Linked DNA regions of Homo sapiens: region 1 is linked to region 2. A link is an interaction called in ENCODE POLR2A ChIA-PET data of the cell type or tissue named here. Cell type or tissue: GM12878. All regions are shown on one strand. Links, peaks and the distances in the headings refer to the core of each region. The heading gives the core; the rest is flanking DNA.

Region 1 (4,383 bases), core at 313-4,312, 63 kb before region 2:
ACATTAGAAGGTGATCAAGTGCCATAGCGTTCAGGAGACAAACCTTCAAGGCAAGAAGTCAAGAACTTCTGGATGGGCAAGAACAAAACAGGAAAAGAAAGCAGAGCCCAGAGCTGGTCACCACCAGGTGCTCCTGGGCCATTCATAGGTCCCAATCAGCTCCTCTCAAAAGTAGCTTCAGCACCCCAGGAAATAAGTTGAAATTAAAACATCAGAAGAGGGTGTCCCACAGCAGCCCTGCTGGTCCCCTGAGCAACAATTACATTCCACAGGAAAGGACTTCAGCACAGCCCCAAATCATGCCCCTGTACCCAGAATCTCTCCCCAGCCCTGCACTCTCCTCCTCTCCAGGGGCTGGTTTGGGCCCCCTTGGACAGAGGGAGTGATGAGGCCTTAGTCTGAAAGTCAGTCTTAGGGGACTTGTCACACAGAGGGGAGATCTCACTGGAAGCCAGATCCTCAGGATGTCAGAGACTCAAACACCCAGCAGGTCTGAGAATAGCTCCCAGAGAGGCAGTATGGTGTCCCGGACAGAGTGCCCCTGTCTCCTTCCCCACTCCTCCACCAAGCTGGAAACCAGGGGAGTCCTGCTTGGCCAGGAGCCTGCTGGGACACATGGACCAGTCCACTCCCCTCTCTTGTCTCAAGTCCCTCTGTTGTAAAATGAGGAGGCTGATTGGGTGGCTTTCTGACCAAGGTCAGCATACCCTGGAACTGGGGCATGGGGAAGTCCTCATGCCCCCTCCAAAGCCAGCCTGCCCCTGGGGAGAAAGGGCCAGATGGGAGGGCTGCAACTCCCCGCTGCAGAACAGCTCCCCTTTTCTTTGTCTTACATATTGAGTTTCCTTCTAAGGTTTAATTTTTTAAAGAATGTTGCTGCTAGATAGATGTTTGAAAGCCACTTCTAGTGTTCTGAGACAAATACCTTTGAAGAGACGGGACAAAGACCAAAGTGTTTTTCCCTCTACCCCCACACCACCCAGGCACTCAAGACAATACTTCTGACACCAGATGCATGGGAGGGTTTTCTCACACACCACGCAATTCTGTAGGTGATTCTCTAGCAGACACCAGCTGGGTGTCCTCTTCTTCAATTCAGTTCTGACACTGTCTACCTGGAGAGAGCATCAGATCCCACAGGACTGCTCCCACTCCAGATGCCAATCATAAATAGTGGGTTGCCACCTATGCTTCTGATGGACCCACTATAAATGAGGGTTCCCACAGCCCCCTCCTTGGGTTCGATTAATCTGCTATAGCAGCTCACAGAACTCAGGGAAACGCTTTACTTACATTTACCAGTTTAATCCAGGTGAAAGAGATCCACAGAACAAGGCATGTGCCCCCATCCTGAGGCTATTTAGGGGCCACCAGCCATCTCAGAAGCAGACAAAAGACACTCATATCCCTCTAGAGATTCCAGGGCTTCAGGATCTCTTGCCAGGAAAGGGAGATGAAGACCAAATGTATATTTCACAGTATCAGAGTACCTGAGTATATTTCACCACCATTAAACAAGAGGTGATGCATGACTCAGCTCCATCAGAGAAGTAAGAAGACTCGGGGCGAAGAAGGCCCTGTGCCTTTCTCTGGCACACTGGAAGCACCTGCTTGTGTACCAGCTTCTCACCAAGACCCCTGTTGCCAAAGCAACCAAGTTTGGCTTTTCCTGCCCAAAGCACGCAGGCATCCTTGAGCAGGGGAGAGGTGGAGCCAGGCATGCACCGGGAAACCACCACATACCATGTCCAATGGCTGAGCCCTTTGAACTCTCAAGGTTGCTAAATGGTACCTGAGTCCAGGACTCCCACCAAGACACCCAACTCCACAGACAGACAAGTTAATAAATCACAGCGTGAATCCCCTTCAGAGGGTGGCTGTGTGTAAAAATAGAGAGGGCACCACAGCTTCCTGCCCACCTTTTCCTGGTGTCCCTGGAATCATTCATTACAACCACAGGGCAAGAGTCCGTGGTGGCAGAGATGAAGAGGCTCAGTGGCCTGGCTCCACCTCCTCACTTCACAGAGACACTGAGGTCACTCAGGGACTCAGTGCCTCGCTGCACTCACACAGAGACTCAGGAGTCAAAACCAGTTAAAACCAGGCCTCAGGTCTCCCTACTCCCACGCCACCTTGAAGGACACACCCCCCAGAAACCACAGCTCACTCCTTTTTCAGGACTTCATAGTCAAGAAACAAGCCCTGCCAATCCTATGCTCAAAAGTCCCCAGGCTGAGATGCAGGTCTTTCAGGTGGGCACCAAACTTTGGTCTGGAATCTTGAACTCATTTCAAAGTGTTTCTCAAGATGGTTCTTGTATAATTTCCACCTTAGCACAAACTAATAGCTCCTCATTGCAATTCCTCTGCCTCTGCAGCCATTTACCACTGCATTGACCTTTGCTTCTAGGTTAATTATCAATAGTTTTGTCTATTGAAGAAATTGAACTGAATTAGCTTAGTTTTAATCTCTCATCAGTAATTCAAATGACCATTTCCCACTGATGAAAAATAAAACTATCCGCGGGGGTGGGTGCAGGAGAGCCACCAACTCCTAACAAGGCTTCACCAGGCAGGGAGGGGCATGGCCCTCACCAGTAGGCATCAAAGCCGTTCCCCTGGCGTCCCATGCTTGAGTGCCCTCGGTCTGGACTGGACTTGTGCCAGGGAGCACGGAGGATGTCCCAGGTTGGTCCGGCCCTGTCTGACAGCCCATTAGCTCCAGCTGTCGGTGACATCTGCCTGCTCTGATTACCGTCAGAGCTGCGGAGAAGCAATGGCCCCCAGCATCGAGCTGTCTCCCCCTGTGCTCAGCTGTCATCAAGTATTGTGTTTCCACCTCAAGGCACTCAGAACCCATCCCCGGCTGCTATTTATAACCTTCCTTGAGGTCGCCTGCCGGTGAGGCTGCAGAAGGGGTGTGCCACTTCAGGGCAAAAGGCCCCAAACACCACCAACTTCCTGCCACTGCCTCCAGGTGAGAAGCAGGCAACTTCTGAGCTGAGCAAAATCAATTCACAAAAGTACATGCAGCATCAGGTCAGCTTCCACTGCGCTCCATGGCTGGGGACTCCAGGCTACATGAGAGGGACACTGAGACTAGGGCAGCTTGCGATGTCACCAGAGGCCTGGAGAGATGGATTCAGATGGCGCCACATGGCTCCATGCTCAGCCTGACAGGACTGCCTCTGATATCTAAAAAGATGCCACAGTGATTGCAAAGGGACTGAAAATCCCAGCCTTTGACTTGTGCTGAGCCACCCATGTTAGTTTCCTGTGGCTGCCATAACAAAGGACCACAAACTGGGTGGCTTATAACGACAGAAATGATTCTCCCACAGTTCTGAAGCCCAGAAGCCCAGAATCCTGCCACACCAGACTCCCTCCAGGGACCCTAAGGGAGAAGCTGCCTTTGCCTCTTTCAGCTTCTGGTGGCCATCAGCATTCCTTGACTTGTGGCCGCATCACTCCAACCTCTGCCTCTGTGGCCACACTGCCTCCTCTTCGTGTGTCTTCTCTGTGTCTCAAATCCCCCGTTGGCCTTTCTCCTACAAGGACACTTGGATGCAGGGCCCACCTAGGTAATCCAGGAGTATCACCCCATCTCAAGATCCTTAATTTAATTTCACCTGCAAAACTGTTTTTCCAAATAAAGTCACACACACTGGGCTCAGGGACGTAGATACATCTTTTGGGGGACCACCTATTCAACCTAGTCTATACCCCAACCTAAGGGAATAAAACAAGAGTCTGGCTTTTAGAGTCAGGAAGCACTGGGTTTGAATCCCACCACTGCCACTGACTTAATAACTAAAATTCTGTCTTTTCTTAGGATGTCACCAGCACCCAGTGTGATTCCAATAACAGGGCCCAGCAGGGCAGGGATCTGAGAACAGGCCTTGCCCTCCTCCCCTCTCACCACAGAAGGCCCAATGGCACGCCCAGTGACAGTCCCGCCCCAGGCCCAGATGGGAGCAGGAACTTTGTGGGTCCGTAAAGACGGCCTGCAGAGGAGCCATTTGCTTTCCCCACTCCAGGGAAGCAGCACTCTGTCACCTCTTATGATACCGCATCATCCTCGGCTCTGGGACCTGGCTGCCTGCCTGCTTGTTTCTGCCTCAGCGCCCCCAGCAGCACCAATAGGTCTCCATCCAGGCTTTGTTTGCTTTTAATTACTAAGCCAACTAAGTGAGCCCCCAGCACAGACACACCTGGCTGCCTCTGACAGGTAATGAATCGTTCAACCATGTTCAAGGACAGGCCTTCCTGACAGCAGCGGGGCGATCAACTGAACAAAGTCAGGGTGAGCTGGGAGGGCAGAGAATATTGACTAAGGAGTGTCGCGGATGCCTGCCTCCCAACACTGCCCCTGAGCTCAGCTGAT
Region 2 (4,383 bases), core at 205-4,204:
ACCGAAGCCCTGGGTCTTTGTATCTGCTGGTGCCTTGCCTGGAATGCCCTTCCCTGAGATATCTCCAAGGCCTCCTTCCTCTCTGCCTTCAAGTCTTTCCTCAAGAGGCCCCTTCTTTACAAAGCCTTCCCTGGCCAGTCACCCTGAGGCCCCACCTTCCCTTCCTGCCACTTCTTCTCTCCTAGCACTTATGATTTCCTGCTGTACCATACATTTTACTTACATTGTCCATTGTTTCTTCCTGTCTACTCTCTAAGAAGAATATAAGCTCTGTGAGGGCAGGGATTTCATCTGTTTCGTCCATTGCTGTACACCAGTGCCTAGAATACCTGGCACAGGGCAGGCACTCAATAAATATCTTCTGAATTTTTAAGGACCAAGTCCTTATCTAACCCATCCAGAAGCCTTGTTTTATATATACATACATACATGCATATATATACACACACATGCACACACACATATATATATTTACAGAACAAAGTTCCAATTTACCTTCAAACCTGAAATAGAATACAAATCCCACATCAATTAACTAGGACCTGGCCCGGCACAGTGGCTCACACCTGTAATCCCAGCACTTTGGGAGGCCAAGCCACGAGGATCACTTGAGCCCAGGACTTCAAGACAAGCCTGGGCAACATCGAAAGACCCCATCTCTACAAAAAAAAAAAAATTTAAATAAATGAGCTGGTCATGATGGCACATGCCTGTCAGTCAGTCCCAGCTACCTGGGAGACTGAGGTAGAAGGATCAGGATCACTTGAGCCCAGGTGTTCAAGACTGCAGTGAGCTATGATTGTACCACCACACTCCAGACTGGGCGGCAGAGTGAGACTCAAAAACAAACAAATTAACTAACACCTACTTCTTTTGAAGCAGGCACACTTGGAGGCTGCCCCCACCCTGCCCTCATCCTCTGTTTTCAATACCATCAGGCACTCTCTCCATGCCAGGGGTCAGTGTCTCCTTTGATCATCACGTGGGTTCCAGCATTTTGGCAAGAGAGCTGTTTCACTGTTCATGTCATACAAAAGAATGGTGGAGCTTAGCTCTCTGGTGCAGACACACCTCCTTCTTTTGGGGGTGAGGAGATCCTACAGAAATCCATCCTGGCTCCCAAGTTAGCCATATGCATCCAGAATAAGGTCACCAGGGCCAGGCATTCTGCCATGTTGGCTGCCCTAGCCTGTCCAGCAGCTTTAGGAAAGAATTCCAGACGTGAGAGAAGGTGGACATTGGACATGGGCGATCTTGGACATCGACATGAGAGGCCATGGCAATTATGCATGAGAGATCATAGACACAGACACAGGAGACCAAGGATATCGGACATGGGGCAACCTGAACACTGGACTGGGGAGGCCACAGACATCAACTGTGAGAGAGGGCAGCCATGGCTTCAGGATTGGGTGGGGAGCCTAGGACTCTTCCTTCACAAGCCTGTCTTGTGGGTAGACCTCAGCTTTTTTCCCCTGGGTCCCCACTGTTGTGCTAGACCCCTGTTCACTCCAATAGTGATGGCACCAGGTTTAAGAGGCTGAAGAAGAGACCCAAAGCCAGCAAAAGAGACATAGGGTTTTATTTAGGGGAACTTACATACAGGGACAGTCCAGTGACTGTGGGCTAGACAGAAGAACTACAATTGCTTGCAAAAAGCATGCAGCTTGGCCAGGCATGGTGGCTCACGCCTGTAATCCCAGCACTTTGGAAGGCCGAGGCGGGTGGATCACTTGAGGTCAGGAGTTCAAGACCAGCCTGGCCAATATGGTGAAACCCCATCTCTACTAAAGATACAAAAATTAGCCAGGCATGGTGGCATGTGCCTGCAGTCCCAGCTACTCAGGAGGCAGAGGTGAGAGAACCACTTGAACCCGGGAGGCAGAGGTTGCAGTGAGCCGAGATCACATCATTGCAGTCCAGCCTGGGTAACAGAGCGAGACTCTGTCTCAAAAAAAAAAAAAAAAAAAGCATGCAGCTTATATAGTACCTTCATTTGGCACCCTCCCCACAGAAACCTCTTTGTGCAACTCTCATTTCTCAAACCACGCCACTGCTGTCAGGTACATCTGCCATCCAGGGTCATTCTCAGGGTATGGTTAAGTTATTGTTGTCAGGTGCATCTACCATCTGCCAGGACCAGATAATGCTTATTTGCAGCTGGAAACCTCATGTACAGCCCTTAAAAAAAAAAAAAAAAAAGCAGCCAAGTTGAGAGACATCAAATATATCAAAGTCAGATCTACATGGCCCTGGAGTCAGACTCTACAAAGCCACTATCTTGCCCTGGAAGTTAGCGTGTCCTGCACTTGACTCTAGTCTCCTCAGTGAGAGCTGAGTCCCCAGTGGTGGTTAGCTCCTGCCGCAGCGTTAAGCTGATGAGGTGAGTGCTTCCACGCCACCTGGCAGGTAGGTGCTCATCAGATGAGCTGCAGCCACAGTGAGCACTCTCCCTGAGGCTTGCTGGCTGACCCCTTAATGGTGTTCTCCATCTTTCTTCCTCCCTAAGTTTACATCAGGATTCTGCAAGAGTCAGGATTTCTTAGAAATCCTGATTCCCATCCTGACCCTGTAAACATTAAGCCTGCTCTTCCCACAGCCTTCCATTTCAGAGAGGGCCCACGCCATCCTTCCAGTTGCTCAGGACAAAATCTAGGAGTCATGTTTCATTCCTTCCTTTCTCTCGAAGACCACATGCTTGTCCAATCTGTCAGCATGTCCTGCCGGGTCTACCTTCAAAACACATGCAGGATCTGATCACTTCACTCCACCTCTATCCTACAACCCTGGTCCAGGCCACCACCCTCTCTGGCCAGATTATTGCCTTGGCCTCCTTCTACTCACCACCACCTAGTCTGTTCTTATGATCAGCAGAATGATGCCCCCAAAGACGCCCACCTGTTCATCCCTGTAACCTATGACTATGATGCCTTACATGGCTAAAGGGCCTTTGCAGATGGGGTTGAGGTTCACGACCTTGAGCCAGGGACAGCAGTCTGTATTACCCAAGTGGGCCCAGTCTAATCACTGGTGTCCTTAAAATCAGAGAACCTTTTCCGGCTGTGGTCACAAACGTGACAATGGAAGGAGGAGGTCAGAGAGAAGACAGTGTGAGGATCCAACAGCATTGTTGGCTCTGAGAGGTAAGAGGCTCCATGCAAGGATCCCAGCAGGGCCTGTAGGAGGCAGGGGCAGCCCCAGCTGACAGCAAGGAAACAGGACCTCAGGCCTGCAGCCCATGGAACCAAACTCGGCCAATATCTGAAAGAGTGAGGAAAACCGACCCTCCTCTAGAGTCCCAAGAGGAACACACTCTGCTGACACCTTGATTTTAGCCAAAGTCAAGAGCTTTTCAGACTTCTGACTTAGCACTGTAAAGTAATAGATTTGTGGTTTTTTAAGCCACTAAATTTGTGGTAATTTGTTACAGCAGCAGCTGGAAAGTAATCCAATTCCCCATCCAGCAGCCTGGCAAAATGGAAGTCAGATCATGTCACTTCTCTGCTCAAAACACTCCATTGGCTTTTAATCTGACCCAGGGTAAAAACCAAAGTCCTTACAAAGCTGGAAAGGCCTGTGGCTTGGGCCCTCCGTTTCCTGCCGTTCTTTCTCTCGCTTCCCCGCTGGATCTCCCCAGCTCCTCCTGGCTTTCTCCTTGCTGCTGCTCCAATGCACCAAGTGCATCTCTGCTCCAGGACATCTGCATGGGTTACTCCCTCTGCCTGGGACCTCTTGCCCCAGATGTCTGTGAGCCTCCTTCCCTCCCTTCAGTGTCTGCTCAATGTCATCTTTCAGAGGGGCCTTCTCTGACTCCTCCACATGCAAGTGCAAACCTTCCCCTGCCCCAGGACACCCCATCTCCCTTCCTGATTTGTTTATCTTCTTAGCACCTCATATATACGTATATTCATTTACTGTCTTTTCCTCTGTCCCACCCCACCTCCAACTAGAAGGTAAGCCCCATGAAGGCAGGAATTTTGATCTATGTTTGTTACTTCGCTATGTATTTCCAGACCCTAAAGCAGTGCTTTGCGTGTACCCAGGGCCCTGGAATATTTGGTAAGGACTGCGTGACCTCGCCCCTGTCTCATGGAGAAACAGTATTGTAAGGGAAGTGGGAGGCTGTCTATTCACATGGCCCACATCCCCAGCAAGTTTGCTTCTGAACTCTTTCCACCCTGTGTGATGACCCACGAGGGCCCCAGAACCTGGCCCTCTACCCACCCCAAGCAGCGGCCATGTGGGCAGGAAATAGCATGCACAAAGGCCTGAGGACTGGCCCATCACTGCTTGCTGTCCCACATCCCCTAACAAAAGGTAACAATGGATGATATGTGATCTGCCCTTCCAGTTCCAGGGACTCTCCCCTCTCTACTGTGGGCC

Evidence for each region. ChIA-PET counts read pairs that join two places held together with the same protein. Peaks named below come from ENCODE experiments on the same cell type or tissue, not always from the same donor. Only the 100,000 strongest peaks of a DNase experiment are listed, where the experiment ranks them.
Region 1: POLR2A ChIA-PET joins it to region 2 with 9 read pairs; 1 of 35 experiments calls an interaction of 5 or more read pairs at or near these places.

What each region holds. Positions count from the first base shown.
Region 1 is chr5:133,823,067-133,827,449 of GRCh38, forward strand. It overlaps a transcript of FSTL4 not described here. Among named protein-coding and RNA genes, the nearest start is that of WSPAR, 88 kb to the right of the region's middle. RefSeq lists an enhancer at 1,754-1,803. In GM12878, for the core only: a CTCF peak has its summit at 2,723; DNase peaks (open chromatin) are centred at 1,945 and 2,805; H3K27ac peaks cover 1,390 bases.
Region 2 is chr5:133,886,100-133,890,482 of GRCh38, forward strand. No RefSeq gene overlaps it. Among named protein-coding and RNA genes, the nearest start is that of WSPAR, 25 kb to the right of the region's middle. In GM12878, for the core only: no CTCF peak of the experiment used is centred there; a DNase peak (open chromatin) is centred at 2,032.